Regions from separate parts of the Homo sapiens genome. Here region 1 is linked to region 2. A link is an interaction called in ENCODE POLR2A ChIA-PET data of the cell type or tissue named here. Cell type or tissue: PC-9. All regions are shown on one strand. Links, peaks and the distances in the headings refer to the core of each region. The heading gives the core; the rest is flanking DNA. Region 1 holds the start of NEFH (neurofilament heavy chain). Region 2 overlaps LOC102723305 (a long non-coding RNA gene).

The links. Peaks named below come from ENCODE experiments on the same cell type or tissue, not always from the same donor. Only the 100,000 strongest peaks of a DNase experiment are listed, where the experiment ranks them.
Region 1: POLR2A ChIA-PET joins it to region 2 with 8 read pairs; 3 of 35 experiments call an interaction of 5 or more read pairs at or near these places.

The regions. Positions count from the first base shown.
Region 1 is chr22:29,479,098-29,484,097 of GRCh38, reverse strand. It overlaps NEFH (neurofilament heavy chain), which reads right to left and starts at 3,880. Exons shown (of 4, transcript NM_021076.4): 1 at 2,953-3,880; 2 at 524-723. The coding sequence starts at 3,835. RefSeq lists an enhancer at 2,004-2,858. In PC-9, for the core only: no CTCF peak of the experiment used is centred there; a DNase peak (open chromatin) is centred at 3,017; H3K4me3 peaks cover 1,820 bases.
Region 2 is chr22:29,402,012-29,411,622 of GRCh38, reverse strand. It overlaps LOC102723305 (a long non-coding RNA gene), which reads left to right. Exons shown (of 4, transcript XR_007068059.1): 3 at 523-667; 4 at 1,966-2,555. It also overlaps a transcript of RFPL1 not described here. Among named protein-coding and RNA genes, the nearest start is that of AP1B1, 18 kb to the right of the region's middle. In PC-9, for the core only: no CTCF peak of the experiment used is centred there; no DNase peak of the experiment used is centred there.

The DNA of each region.
Region 1 (5,000 bases), core at 1-5,000, 72 kb before region 2:
TGGGAGGATTGCCTGAGCCCAGGAGTTTGAGACCAGCCTGGCCAACATGGTGAAACCCTGTCAATACTAAAAATACAAAAGTTAGCCAGGTGTGGTGGCATGCACCTGTAGTCCCCGCTACTCGGGAGGCTGAGGCACGAGAATCTCTTGAGCCCAGGAGGCAGAGGTTGCAGTGAGCTGAGATCATGCCACTGCACTCCAGCCTGGGCAACAGAGTGAGACTCCATCTCAAAATAAATAAATAAATAAATAAATAAATAAATAAATAAAAGTCTATCTCTTTAATCTTTCCAGCTCTGCAAAGCAGGCTTTTTTTTTTTTTTTTTTTTCATGGCTGGAAAGGAACTCAGATTCAGAGAATTAGATAACTTTCCTAGGGTCACACAGCTGGAAAGTGCTGGTATGTCTGACTCCAAGGGCCACAATCTTAACCACTACAACCCCACTCAGTGAGGGACAGTAACTTGTCCAGGGCTACCCAATCAGGTAAGGCAGTCTGGCTGTCTGCCTTGCCCCTGCCCACCTGGTAGGAGGCAATGTCGGCCTGATGACGGTCCTCCAGCTCAGAGCGCTGCCTCTCCAGTGAGTCCTTGGTGCTTTTCAGTGCCTCCAGCTCTGTGGTCCTGGCCTGCAGCTGACGCCGGTACTCAGTTATCTCCTCCTGCGCTGAGCGCATAGCGTCTGTGTTCACCTTGGCTGCCTCCGACAGTCGGTCCAGCCTCACTGGGGGAGAAGGTAGCAGGGCACAGGGTTAGACACACCTGGACTGGGTTCTAATGCCCAGATTTTTTTCTTTGTTCTTTTTCTTTTTTTTTTTTTTTGAGACGGATTCTCGCTCTCGCCCAGGCTGGAGGGCAGTGGTGCACTCTCAGCTCGCTGCAAGCTCCGCCTCCTGGGTTCAAGCGATTCTCCTGCCTCAGCCTCCCGAGTAGCTGGGATTACAGGCACCTGCCACTACGCCCAGCTAATTTTTTGTATTTTTAGTAGAGATGGGGTTTTGCCACATTCGCCAGGCGGTCTTGAACTCCTGACCTCATGATTCGCCCACCTCGGCCTCCCAAAGAGCTGGAATTACAGGTGTGAGCCACCACGCCCGGCCTAATGCCCAGATTTTGAAGGTGACACATGTGGATTGACCTACTGCGTGTGCCAGACACCATCCTGTATGCTTGACTCACTCTGTCCTGTGAGATAAAGGCAAGTGACTACTCCCCAAGGCCACCCAGCTAGTGAGTGGCAGAGCTGGGACTCAAATCCCCAAAGATCATGCTCTGTCTCCCCCAGTGTGGGATCCAAAAACCCTGCAGGGCAGAGGAAACCCTGGTCCTAATGCCTGGTCCAGCTCCCTAGCAAGGGCCTGGCAGTGCTGGTGGTTCAGATGTGATACCTGGCCCATGGGGCTTAACACTGAGCTGGAGGCTGCAGGTTTGTGGCTGAACAAGTTAATGAGCTTGTGACCTTTAGGAGGCATGAGGGTACCGTGAGCAATCAGGTCACCTTGTAGCCATGGTCCCTTCCTTACAGGTTTCTGCGCACAGTCCAAGGTCAGTGCAGAGCCCGTGGCCTGGGTGCCAACCCCTGTCCCTTTCTCCACCTAGCTGAGCATTGCCCCTGAGCATTGGTAGCCACACCCCGGCCCCCGCCAGCAACCCGCTCGTGGTTCCCAGGAAACCTTCCAGAGGCAGTGGAGGTCTGGAGACTGGTCTTTAGCTCGTAAAAGTGAACATCCTGAATCCCCAGATAGTGGCACTCAGGGCACAAGTCTTGGCGGGGAGGAAGGAAGCCAGCTGAGTGGGCCAGTACAATCCTGGGACGTCTGCCCCTACGACTGGCAAACCCAAAAGAGGTTTGCGCAGGGAGGGGCCTTGCTGCGGAGATGGAGGAGGGGATGGTTCTGCTCTGCAGAGGAGTGGAAAAGGAACAGAAAAAGCTATGCATCAAAATCCCAGCTTTCCCTGCTAGTGCTGGCAAAGACTTAGAAACCATCCAGGTGGTTGGAGATTCTCAACTATTGTCGATCACAGATGCTTTTGGAAAATCACTGAAGCCTCTGCCCTCTCTCTCAAAAACAACGCAAAGTTTTACAGACAGTTTCGTGAGACATCATGGAACTCCCCGGATTAAGCAGCCCAGTTGATCTACCCTCCTCTTTCAACTCAAAAAGAAATGAAAACCAGAGAGGGCAAGTGTTGGTCAAGGTCACCCTGCAGCTGCTGGGCACAGCCTCAGGGCAGCGCAATCTAGCTGACTCAGGGCTGCAAGGAGTTGGGGGAGGGGCAGACTTGGGAGGCTCCCAGCTTCCCTAAAGGAGAAAGGGGACATTAAAACATGAAAGGGCCCACCAGCCACCTCCGCCACAGGCAACAACTGACTGTAGTAATGGTTCCCTCTAGGAAGAAAGGATGCGAAAAGGTCCTGACCCACCCCCACGTGGAAGATTTAAGGTAGGAACGTTAAGCACTGAGCAGGTAGTGGGAAGGAGCCTGGTAGGGGTGAGAGGAATAGAGTTTCTTGCGGGGTGTAGGAGAGGGCATGGCAGCATTGGCGGGGAAGCCTTGCTACTTAGAAGGGCTAAGAGTCTCCAGCGCTTGCAGACCAGAATCCTGCACCACTTTTTTCCTGTAGAGGAAACTTGTTTTTTTCTTGACGGGGGAGGGATCTCAGAGTGGGGTCGCCTAAGCTTGGGGTAGAGAGCAGCAGGGGGCCCAGAGTTGAAGTACAGCCGTAAAGAACCTGGAAAGGGGGAACCGAAGGACAACCCAGAGTTGGGGCGTCCCACAAGAGACCCAGAGTAAAACTGCGATTTAACTAGGGGCATGCACTTTGCAGAGGGAAGGTGAGCAGCGCGCCACTCCACGCGCAGTCCGGCAGCGCCCCCTTGGGTCACGCAGCCCAAAAGTTCGCTGCGGGGTCAGCAGGGGCGCCCCTCCCCCCACCCGCGCGCCTGCGTACCTCGGAACCACTCCTCGGACTGCAGCGTGCTCTGCACCGCGTGGCCTTCAAGCTGCGCGCGAATCTCGCGCAGCGCCGACGTCACGTCGCACTTCAGGGCGTCGCGCGTCTCGGCCTGCATCTGCGCCTGCGCGGCGCCGGAGCCCTGGATCTGGCCGAGCAGCTCGCCCACCTCTTCCTGGTGGTGGCGCCGCAGGTAGCCGCACTCCTCCTGCAGCGCCTGCGCCTTCTTCTGCAGGTCCACGCGCGCCGCCTCGGCCTCCTGCGCGAAGCGCGCCAGCGCGCGGGCCGCCGCCTCGGCCTCCTCTCGCTGCCGGGCCTCGTCGTCTAGGCGCTGGCGCACGTGCGCGATGTCCTCGAGCAGGTGCTCCTGCTCCAGGCGTAGCTGACCGCGCGCCGCGCCCAGGCGCAGCACCGCGCCGCGCATCTCGCGGACCTCGCGCTCGTACAGCTCGCCCATAGCGGAGCGGCCCGCCTGCTGCTGCCGCAGCGCCGCAGCCTCGCCCTCCAGGCTGCGGTTGTGCGCCTCCAGCTGCCGCACCTTGTCGATGTACCCGGCGAAGCGGTCGTTCAGCGCCTGCAGCTGCTCCTTCTCACTGCGTGAGGTGGCCACCGCCACCATGCAGCCCTCCGGCCCGTTGCTCAGCGTGTCCAGCGAGTCGGTGCTTGAGGCGGCGCCTGCGCCACGGAAGCGGCTGGGCGAGGCGGACACGGAGCTCACGGACGTCCGTGTCCACGAGTGGAAGCCGCTGGAGGAGCCAGCGGCGGAGCGCGTCCCGCCTGCGCCACCCTTTCGGGCTAGCGCGTAGTGGAGGCTGCCGCCGCCATGCAGCGGCGCGAACGGGGCGCCCAGCAGCGCGTCCGCGCCGCCGAAGCTCATCATGGCCTGAGCAGGTGCGCGAGGCCGGGACGGGGCGGGAGGCACTGCGGCAGCACCAGGGCGCCGGCCCTTTTATAGCCGCCGCGGCCGGGTCCAACCCCTTGGCAGTGAGAGGGTGGGGAGGAGGGCCCCGCCCTCTCCGCCTCCTCCCCTGCGGCCCCCCGGCCGACCGGCTCCGCCGCAGTGAGAGGGGCGGGGCAGGGGACCGAGGAGGGAAGGGGAATCGACGCTGCGTCAGAGGAGACCCTCGAGGTCGGGGAAGCGGGCAGAGGACTCCCGGAGTGGGCCAGTGAGGACCCCCGGGTGCGCGTCGGAAGAGCCTGCGAGTGTGTTCGGAATAAGAAAGGGGACTTGAAACAGGGAGAGGACAAGGAGAAACCTGATGGGAATAGGGGCAGGATGCCCTCGGGATGGAGCAATGGAAGATTGCAGTCATTAGGATGAGGGGATCCCTGTATGAGACAGGACACGAGGCTTTCCAAATAGTTAAGAGAGGCTTTCAGGATAGGGGGTGCAGAGACTGTGCAGCCAGCCCCGGAACAGAGGAGGGAGCAAGGCAGTCCTGAATGGGAGCATGGACGCTCCATAGAACGGAGACAGGAGACCCCTGACCGGGGGAGGTACAGTGTTCTCCTAACATCTAGAGGACCCACTTGGAGAGCGCTCAGGAAACTCCGCGGCCAGCCCCGGAATAGATGAAGGGGGACCTGGAGTTGGGGAGAATAGCAAGGCTACCCTGAATGGGGGTATGGGAGACACTGCAGAGGATGGAGAGAGGGAACCCCGGATGGGTGGGGTTGGGGGGAGGCAAGGCGTTCTCTAAAAAGTCTGCAGTGGCCCCCGAGAGAGGAGATGGGAGACCCTGCTGCCAGCCCCAGTAAAGGGGACGGACCCTCAGCGAAGCGGGCAGAAGGTCCCCTGAACAGGCAGGAGAAAGCTGGGCTGAGTTTGAGGGGCAGAGAACCTACAGTGGGGGTACCGTAGGAGGGCTTGGGCATGAAGTTGAGAGAGCTGGCCCCTGTGTGGGGTGGGGGGAAATGATGGGTGTCACCCGAGCCAGCTTCTGCACACTGGGGTCAGCTAGGCAGTTTGCTGGTCGAATGACCTTGGACAAGCTGTGTCCTCCCACCCTTGTTTTTCCATCTGTACAACGAAGGGGTCTTGCCCC
Region 2 (9,611 bases), core at 1-5,000:
TTCTAGAGATATCTACACAAGTCTGAATTTTAAGGTAAAAGTGGCTGAGATTTAAGTTGAGAGTCAGTGTGGCAGATTCCTGGCTCTTAAAGGTTTTTACTTTGAAGAAGATAAAATGCATGAATCCTACTAGGGCAGAAAGAGTTCACAATAGGTGTTTTGGTGACAAAGCACTTGTTCTACATAGCCCAAGGGTAAATGCCAATACCTATTCAGAATGGAGCAGGGAAATTGAAAATAAATTTGAACGCTTCTAATGTAAAACTTCTGTTTCATATCCTGGCTCTCAGCAGCTGAGTGACCTTGGGCAAGTTATATAACCTTTCTGAGCCTTCATTTTCTCACCCTAAAATGGAGATAATATCAATATTGTCTCCATCACTCCCAACCCCCTTACTATTTGGTAAGAATTACATGAGATAAAATATGTAACTAACACAGTACCTGGTACAAAATAAGGAGTCAGTTAATATTAGATCTTCTTCCTCCACCAGCTCAGCTCCTTTCCTCTTCCTTATCCAGGAAATACAGAAATATATGGATTCACCGTAGAAGCTGGACCCAGCTCCTCAGATGCAGCAGATGGATTGGCCCACTCTGTAATGACCCAGGATGGGGCGGGTGTTCTTCTGCATGGTGACTGAGAATGTGAGCCTCAGAATGAAATGTAAGAACAGCAGGCTCCATGAGGACTGGCTGCAGCCACAAACTGCAGGTCACTGTTCACAGGTGCTCAGTAGGAAGAGAGAGAGGCTTGTGATTTTTTTTTCACCCAGATGGAAATATGCATTCATAAAATGATTTGAGCTGGGTGTGGTGGCAGGCGTCCGTAATCCCAGCTACTCGGGATGCGGAAGCCGGAGAAGTCCTCAAACCTGGGAGCTGATGGGTTCATTGAGCCGAGATTGTGCCATGTTAACCCAGCCTAGGGGAAAAGAACAAGACTTTGTCTCAAAAAAATATATATATAGATAGATATATCTACAATATATCTATCTATATATAGATAGATATATCTATATATATCTATATATAGATAGATATATCTACAATATATATATCTACAATATATATCTCTATATATAGTAGATATATATATCTACAATATATATCTCTCTATATATAGATATATATCTACAATATATATATCTATATATAGATATATATATCTATATATAGATATATATATCTACAATATATATATCTATATATATAGATATATATCTACAATATATATATCTATATATATAGATATATATATCTACATATATATCTATATATAGATCTATATATCTACATATATATATCTATATATAGATATATATCTACATATATATAGATCTATATATATAGATATATATATCTACAAATATATATCTACTATATATATATCTATATATATATATAGATATACTTACAGAGGTAATCTTCGCGTCTCTCCTTTGCCTACAATAGGAGAAAGGAAAACGCCATGAGGATTAGATCATGCTGGGCCCTGTTGGCACAGGTCTATTATTCACTTGGTGACAGTAGAAAACAACATGTCAAACAGTGATCAAGTCACTGGCCCCCCGAATGAAGCATAGACGATGCTTGTGGAAAAGGCAATGGGTTTTCATGGAATATTTAGCAAGTCTTTGTTGGCTGGCAAATACAAAATTATTTTTCAAGAAGAAAAAGTTGCTACTGAGAAATATGCTCACTACCAGATAATTTGTAAGTGATGCGCTCATTTTTGACTACCATCATCCAACTGGCCTCAGTTGGTCATAAACTCCAGTGACAGTCGCTAGAGTCCATGATCAACCAAGACCTGGTGGATGACGGCAATCAAATATGATATTCCCTTGATGTTCCAGCCAACAAAAAAATTGTATTTGTCTTCTATAATATACATGGTCAGATTTTTATATCTTCATTTCATTAATAAGGCAAGAGGGCCCAGAAAAAACATTTCTGTTCCAGACAGAGAAATGCATCTTACCATCTCCGGTGTCATGAGGTCTTCAAGATGGACAGATGGGTATTCACTGAGATCTTCGACCAAATCTAGGAGAACATAGTGACAGTCAGTGCATTGGTGCTGCTGAGGAATCCCACAAGGAGCCTTGGGGGATGTGGACCGGGGCTGGAGTGTGTGGAGGTGGGCGGTTGACAAGCTTGGACCGAGCTGTTGCTGGACCATTCTCCTTGGTGTTGAAGGATGGCAAAGGAGAAGGGCAGAAGGAAATGAAAGAGCCTTGGCTTTCTAGCTAGAGCAACTTCATCAATGCGAAATAGTCACCTTAAGAACCGGTTAATACAGAAAAGCACTGTACTATAGAAACAGGAAGTACATTTGTGGCTGCCTAGATCCAGGGGCATGGGAGATGGGAAAAACAGGAGTGACTACTAGTGGGGTTTCTTTGAGGGGGGAATAAAGAGGTTCTAAGATGAGATTGTAACAATGGTTGCACAACCGTGTAAATATAGTAAAAACGCTGAATCACGTACTTTAAATGGGTGAGTTGTTTTGCATGTCAACTATGTCTAAATAAAGCTGTTTAAAAAAAAAAGTATATGTACAGACTTGACGCTGGGCTTTCGACTTTCTCTGCAATAAGAGAAAAAAAAAACACCATGAGGATCAGATCATGCTGGGTTCTGTTGGCAAAGGCCTTTATTCACTTGGTGAAATAAAAAACCGGATGTGAAACAGTGATCAAGTCACTGGCCCCCAAATAAAGCATAGAGGATGCTTGTGGAACATGCAGTGGGTTTTTTGGAATATTTAGCAAGTCTATGTTGGCTGGCAAATACAAAATTATTTTTCAAGGAGAAAAGGTTGCTACTGAGAAATACACTCACTACCAAACAGTTTGTAAGTGATGCCGTCCTTTGACTGCCATTTTCAATCAGGCCTCAGCTGGTCATAACCTCCAGTGACCGGTCGCTAGAGTCCATGACACTGAGGCCTGAATCATGATGGCAGTCAAAAATGATACTCACTTGATATTCTAGAAGCCCCAGAAAAAACAAAAAGCATTTCTCTTCCAGAGAAAGAAATACATCTTACAATATCTGATGTCATATTCTCCTCCACACCGCCGTGTGCAGACGCCTGCACATCTTCAATGGGACCTAGGAGAACATAGAGTGACAGTCAGTGCATTGGTGCTGCTGAGGAATCCCACAAGGAGCCTTGGGGGATATGGACTGGGTCTGGAGTGTGGAGGTGGGCGGTTGACAGGCATGGACTGAGCTGCTGCTGGACCATTCTCCTTGGTGTTGAAGGAAGGCAAAGAAGAGGGGCAGAAAGAAATGAAAGAGCCTTGGCTTTCCAGCTAGGGCAACCTCATCAATGTCACCTTAAGAACAGTTTAATACAGAAAGGCACTGTATGGTTCAGCGACAGCATCTCATCACACCTCCTCCCCATTTGAAGGTCCAGGCAAATCCCCAATTTTATGAAATGTTACAAGATCATTTAACTTCTGTGGATCTACATATCCTGCCACTACATTGATCATCTACCCTGTTGTGTTTTTCAAATTGTAGTGAAGCATGCATATTTATCATTTTAATTATTAAGTGTGCATTTTAATGAGATTACATTCAATGAGTTACATTCAGGATGCTGTGTCAATAATGAGAAATGTCTAAATTCATAATCTTAGCTTCAACTTGGGCAATGAGAGAAAAACAGCAGTGTGATATAGAACAGAGGAAAAATAAATAACGATTGCAGAATACAATGGAATAGGAAACAGAAAATCCTCAGAGAAAATCAACAAAACCAAAAGTCAGTTGTTTGAAAAGATCAGTAACATTGATAAACCTCTACCTTGGCTACCCACAAAGGAAAGAAAGAAGTCACAGTATACTAATAATATCTGTTTAAGAAGAGTCAAATCAAAAAATAGTAAATAATAAAGGAATATCCTGAACACATCTGTGCTCACAATTGGATACAGTAGATGAAATGGGCTAACTGTTAAAATCTATTTTAGAAGACCAAAACTCAGGAGAAATAGATCATCTGAATAGGCCTATATTTATTTTAGAAATTAAATCAATGATTAATATCTTTTCAAAAAACTAAAACAGTATATTCAGATGATTTCACTGGTAAATTCTACTGAAATTCTTACAAAGAAAAATGTAGTCTTACCATACAAGCAAGTAATCATAATCCTAAGTATTTCCTCAGTTACATTTTAAAAATTGTGTTTCCAAACAAGACACAGGAAGGTTTATAATAGCTGTATTCATAATTGACTAAACTGAAAGCAAATGTCTAAATATTTGAGATGTCCTTTACTATCAAAGTTGAACTAAGCCTGGGCAACATGGTGAAATCCCATCTCTACGAAAAAAAAAAAATTAGCTTGGTATAGTGGCACGTGCCTTATGGCCAGCTACTTGGGAGGCTGAGGTGGAAGGATCCCCTGAACCTGGGGAGGTCAAGATCGCAGTGAGTTGTGATTGCACCAATGCACTCCTGGGTGACAAATGAGACCTTTTCTCACACACACACACACACACACACACACACACACACACAAAAGAACAACTCTAACTTGTCAATATTACTTTACTTGTGTAGTTGTATCATCTACCATTGATTTAATGCATTTAAATTGGCACAAATGAAATAAATGAAGAACATGACATAGCATTTACTGAGTTTCTCTAATATGGAGCACTGAATGAATAAACTGGAATTATTTGCTTAAATGAACTTAATGATTTAATTTCCACATTACCTATATTTTCTAGAGGCCAAATCCCGTGCCGTCTCCATATTATTTTTAACCAGCGCTTGGAGCGGGCGTCCAAACCTGCAAGGTAGAGCAGACTTCTTATAGATTCCAGGAAATGTATTATAATAAAGACAGTGCTTGACATGTTGCTGGCAGAGGATAGCAGAGAAATTAGTAAAAACTTATTCACAGATGAAAGTTTTGATCCCGGTTTGCACCGTCTGCTTTTCAACTCTACCTGAATTAGATTTGGGTTCTAGGAAGATTTTGCAAGGTTTGTTGCACTTAAAACAGACTGTGCAGGCAGATACCTTTATTTAGATGAGACAATATAGAAAAGCAGCAGATCCAAGTCACCAAGAATGGCCTGGGTTCAAATGCTACTTAGAATCTGCACATACCTGGGAGAGTGAAATGAACCCCTCTGTGCCTCAGTTCCCTATTCTGAGATGTGGGAATGTTAGTAGATCTCTGCTATAGACCTACTAAGATCTATAGGGCTAAAAAGGATGAGATACAGATAAAGGCTTAAGAAGACTCATGAGTTGTAAATGCCCAACAGTGTTCAATCATTCAATGTCTGGAAGAATAATCCAGATACTTGGTAGTGTATAGAATACAGAGAGGGAGCGTGTATGGCTCCCGGGCAGGGGAGGGTGGAAGGTGACTTCACTGTTTCCATGGGCATGATGCTTTCCAGCTCATGAAAGAGATGTGTTATTTCTTTTTTTTTATTTTTTTTTTTTTTTTTTTTTTTTTTTTTTTGAGAAGGAGTCTCGCTCTGTCCCCCAGGCCGGACTGCGGACTGCAGTGGTGCAATCTCGGCTCACTGCAAGCTCTGCTTCCCGGGTTCACGCCATTCTCCTGCCTCAGCCTCCCGAGTAGCTGGGACTACAGGCGCCTGCCACCGCGCCCGGCTAATTTTTTGTATTTTTAGTAGAGACGGGGTTTCACCTTGTTAGCCAGGATGGTCTCGATCTCCTGACCTCGTGATCCACCCGCCTCGGCCTCCCAAAGTGCTGGGATTACAGGCGTGAGCCACCGCGCCCGGCCGAGATGTGTTATTTCTTTGATCCCCACATTAGCCCCGAGGGACGGGCAGAGCAGGGGCTACAACCCGTATTTTCCAATTCAATGAATTAAAACTTAGACGTTTTGAGTGACTTGCCCAGAGTTACCACAGTGAGGCATGAAGATGTGGGGCAAGAATGTAGTTGGTTCCCTGGGGACAGAGATCCAGGAACATCTGAGTCCTCTAGATCATGCCCTGGACCCTGAACTGAGAGCTCTTCTCAAAAGCTTTGTCAAATCCTGCTGCCCCAATATTTCTTTGGGATGGTTGATGCCCTGGAGAGGTGGCAGGTGGCTTACTGCATTTACTCACCTGCTCTATTATCCCTGCGTCTTCACTTTGATTAGCTTTATGCCCCATAAGACAAACATTTAAAGTCTCTCAGTTATGATGCACAGTCTGGGATTTTACCTAAATCCACTCTATTTTGGGTGATTTTACCTAAATCACCCATCAGGTGATTCTCATCTGCTGGCCTGGAGGTGGCCTGCCATGTAAGAGGACACACAGCATACCATGGAGCTGCTGCGTCCCCCAGTCCTGTGCACACTCACGCCTTGCTTCTGCTTTCCCTGCTCCGACAATCCTAATTCTGGCTTCCAAAGCAATCCTGTACTTCCCTCTCAGTTCTCAGACTTGCCTAAACTGTTTAACGTTTTAATCAATGTTGTGACCATGACTGAGCTGTGACATTTGATATATCATAGTATATTTTTATCCATTTATAGATTTGTTAATAGCATTTAACTTCATTTTTCAGAGTTTTAGGAACATTTCTGGGCTAGGTGTCCTGGCACATGGCTGTAATCCTGACATTTTTGGAGGCTAAGGCAGGAGGATTGCTTGAGGTCAGAAGTTTGAGACCAGCCTGGGCAACATAGTGAGACCTCTTCTCTATAAAAAATGTTTTAAAAATTAGCCAGGTGTGGTAGTGAGCTCTTGTTTACCTAGGTACGTGGAAGACTTATGTGGGAGGATTGTTTGAGCCAAGGAGTTTGAGGCTGCAGTGAGCTATGATCAGGCCACTGCACTCCAGCCTGGGTGACAAAGCAAGACCCTGTCTCTTAAAGATAAAAAGCATTACTGAGTTACAAGTATCTCCATTTTATTTCTCATTATCTAATGTTACTGTTTTAATCCTGAGGCTTAACTACTTTAATAAACTAAAGGAAATTTTTTTTAAAAGAGGTAGTATTCAAAGCAGCTCATATGCACCTTGTAATAAATTCTAGTTTTATATGCCATGTCTAGAATTTACATTCTTGATCTGACTCTTATTTTTTCAAACCTTGAAAAACTCACTTTATACTTATTAGAACCAGCCTTCTCATATGTGACACAAGGAAAATTCTCATATTACACCTAACTTAAAACATTGAGAGGATCAAATAAAATGCAAGAGCAGTCTATTTACTACATAATGCACAATCAATTACAAAGCAAAGCTTCTGGGTGAAAAGTAAACAGTTAACATCCTTTGGAAAACCCATAGCAAAATAACATTTTGAGAAAACACGCACTTTGGCTACCCACTGAAGTTAAGGAGAAAACAGTCACAGGTCAGCATCAAGAATTCCCCAGCGTTGTTTTTTTGTTTGTTTTAATAATCACACATTATTCCCCCTGCTTTCTTTCATGTATGTTACCGCATGTTCTCCCTTTTTGCTTTTCTGTGTAACCTATCTTGGGAATCACTCCATAGCAGTAAAATGACATCTTACCCTTGTTTACAGCTCCATAGTTCTCCTTTAGGTGGAAGTACCAGTTAATTTTACTAGTCCCTTACTAGACATTTCAGTTATTTCCAATATTGAGCTATTGAAAATAATGCAACAAGGACTTTGTGCATAGGTTGTTTCATATTTATGGAGTATACCCTCGGGATAAAATGCCTCAAAGTAGGATTTCCGGTTTAAATGCATTTGCAAGGTTGTGAGATTGTGCCAAATTCCCCTTCGTGGAGTCGAGCCATTTTGCATTTCCACCAGCAATATATGCATGCAACTTTCCTTACAGCCAAACCAAAGAATGTATTGCCACGTTTTTGGAATTTCACTTAATAGGAGAGACACTGCAGTATAGTTGTCATTTGCCTTTCTCTTATGTGTGAAGATGTGTTTAAGGATCGTCTGCATTTCTTTTTCTGTGACTTCTCTATTTATCACTTTATTACCTACTTTTAGGATCACTTGACTCTAGAGATTCTCAAGTCAGCCTATTTCAGGTCATGATCGTCTGTCTGTTCACTGTTGACTCTCACCTGCACTTCGCCACCAGCCTCCTAGCTGGTCTCCCTGCTTCCACCCTTGCCTGCATTACAGGACATTCTCACACAGCCGCTGGTCAGTCTTCTTCTTGGAGAATTAACAGTAATCCCCAGGCTGTAATCCTCCAGTGGTTTCCCATCTCAACTAAAGTCCATATTCTTTGTCAATGCTCACTACGTGTACGAGGCCTTAGCCCATCATATTCATTTCACTCTGCTGCAGCCACCTTTGTGTCTTTCTGTCCTTTTCCCAAAACAAGTTTGTTCCCATTTCAGGAATTCCAAAGAAGAAATTCCTCTCTGGAAGCCCTCTCCCATCATCCTCACAAGGCTCCGCCTCACTTTTCAATTTATTTTTAAAAACAAATAAGATGGGATCTCTCTATGTCTATGAAGGTGGGGACCTTCTGTCTTATTTCAAAAAGAAAGGGACATAACAAGAACCAAGAGGCAAAAAACAGTCGTGAGAGTGTAGTCAGAGCTCCTCCTTCCACTACCAGCTACTGAAGGCTGCTGGCCCTGCCCAATGGCTAGTACCCACAAAGCCTCCTATGTCACCTGGTTACCAGGAAACAACCAAGTCAGGCTAGTGGCTCACAATGGCCGACCCCACAGACCCAACCAATGGCTCACACCTCCCTGCTGCTGCCCACCTTGTGGCCACCCTGTCCCTCTGTGGTGACTGCACTATTCGTCCTGGGCTGCCTGAGCTTTCCAGTCCTGAGAAAAGTGCAGGGGGGCGGGGGTTGTTATTGGAAGTCACCCCGGGCAATGAACTCAATGGAAAACCCTGGTTACTAAAGTCAGTTCCATTAGCATCTCTGTTTTTCTGAGTCTGGCAGCTTTCGTTTGCTCACCAAATGTAGTTATACACAAATTTCGGACTGCTTTGTAAGTAAATGCTTCTCTCCTGTCTTACAAGTGTTAGTTTTTGTCTTCAACTTGACCATAGCAACTCCTAGAGCCCTGGTCCCACTCTCGATAAAGCGTGATGACTGTGACTTGAATGAAACCCTAGGACACATCACACTTTCCCTTCCTTGTCTATAAAATAGGGACTGAACTCATCCTTCCCAGTTCTGAAATGCTAGGACCTACCAACTCTCTTTTCTCCCTCTGTTTCTTTCTTCCATGGCAGGGATATTCAGATATTTCTTTTACTAACAATGCATAAAGCGTGTTTTTCTTATACAAAATTGAGAACCACTGTCCTCATTTGATGAAGATGAATAGTAAATATCTGGCAAGCCTGACAGTGTTCCAGCTGTGGTATACTAATTTAACCCCCAGAAACCATTCCATTTTATGGATTTTACAGAATCAATCTAGATGGAGAAGTTAAGTAGCTTTCTCCAAGTTTCCATGACGGCTCAAGATGGGGCTAGGATTTAATCCTGAGTAATCTTGATCCCCACAAGCCGATCATGGTTATCAGAAAGTAAAGGTAGACGTCATGCTTGGAGGGGCAGTGACCTTGTAGATTAGTATTTTTTTTAAAGAATAACAGTTTTTTGATGTGGATTTTAAAATG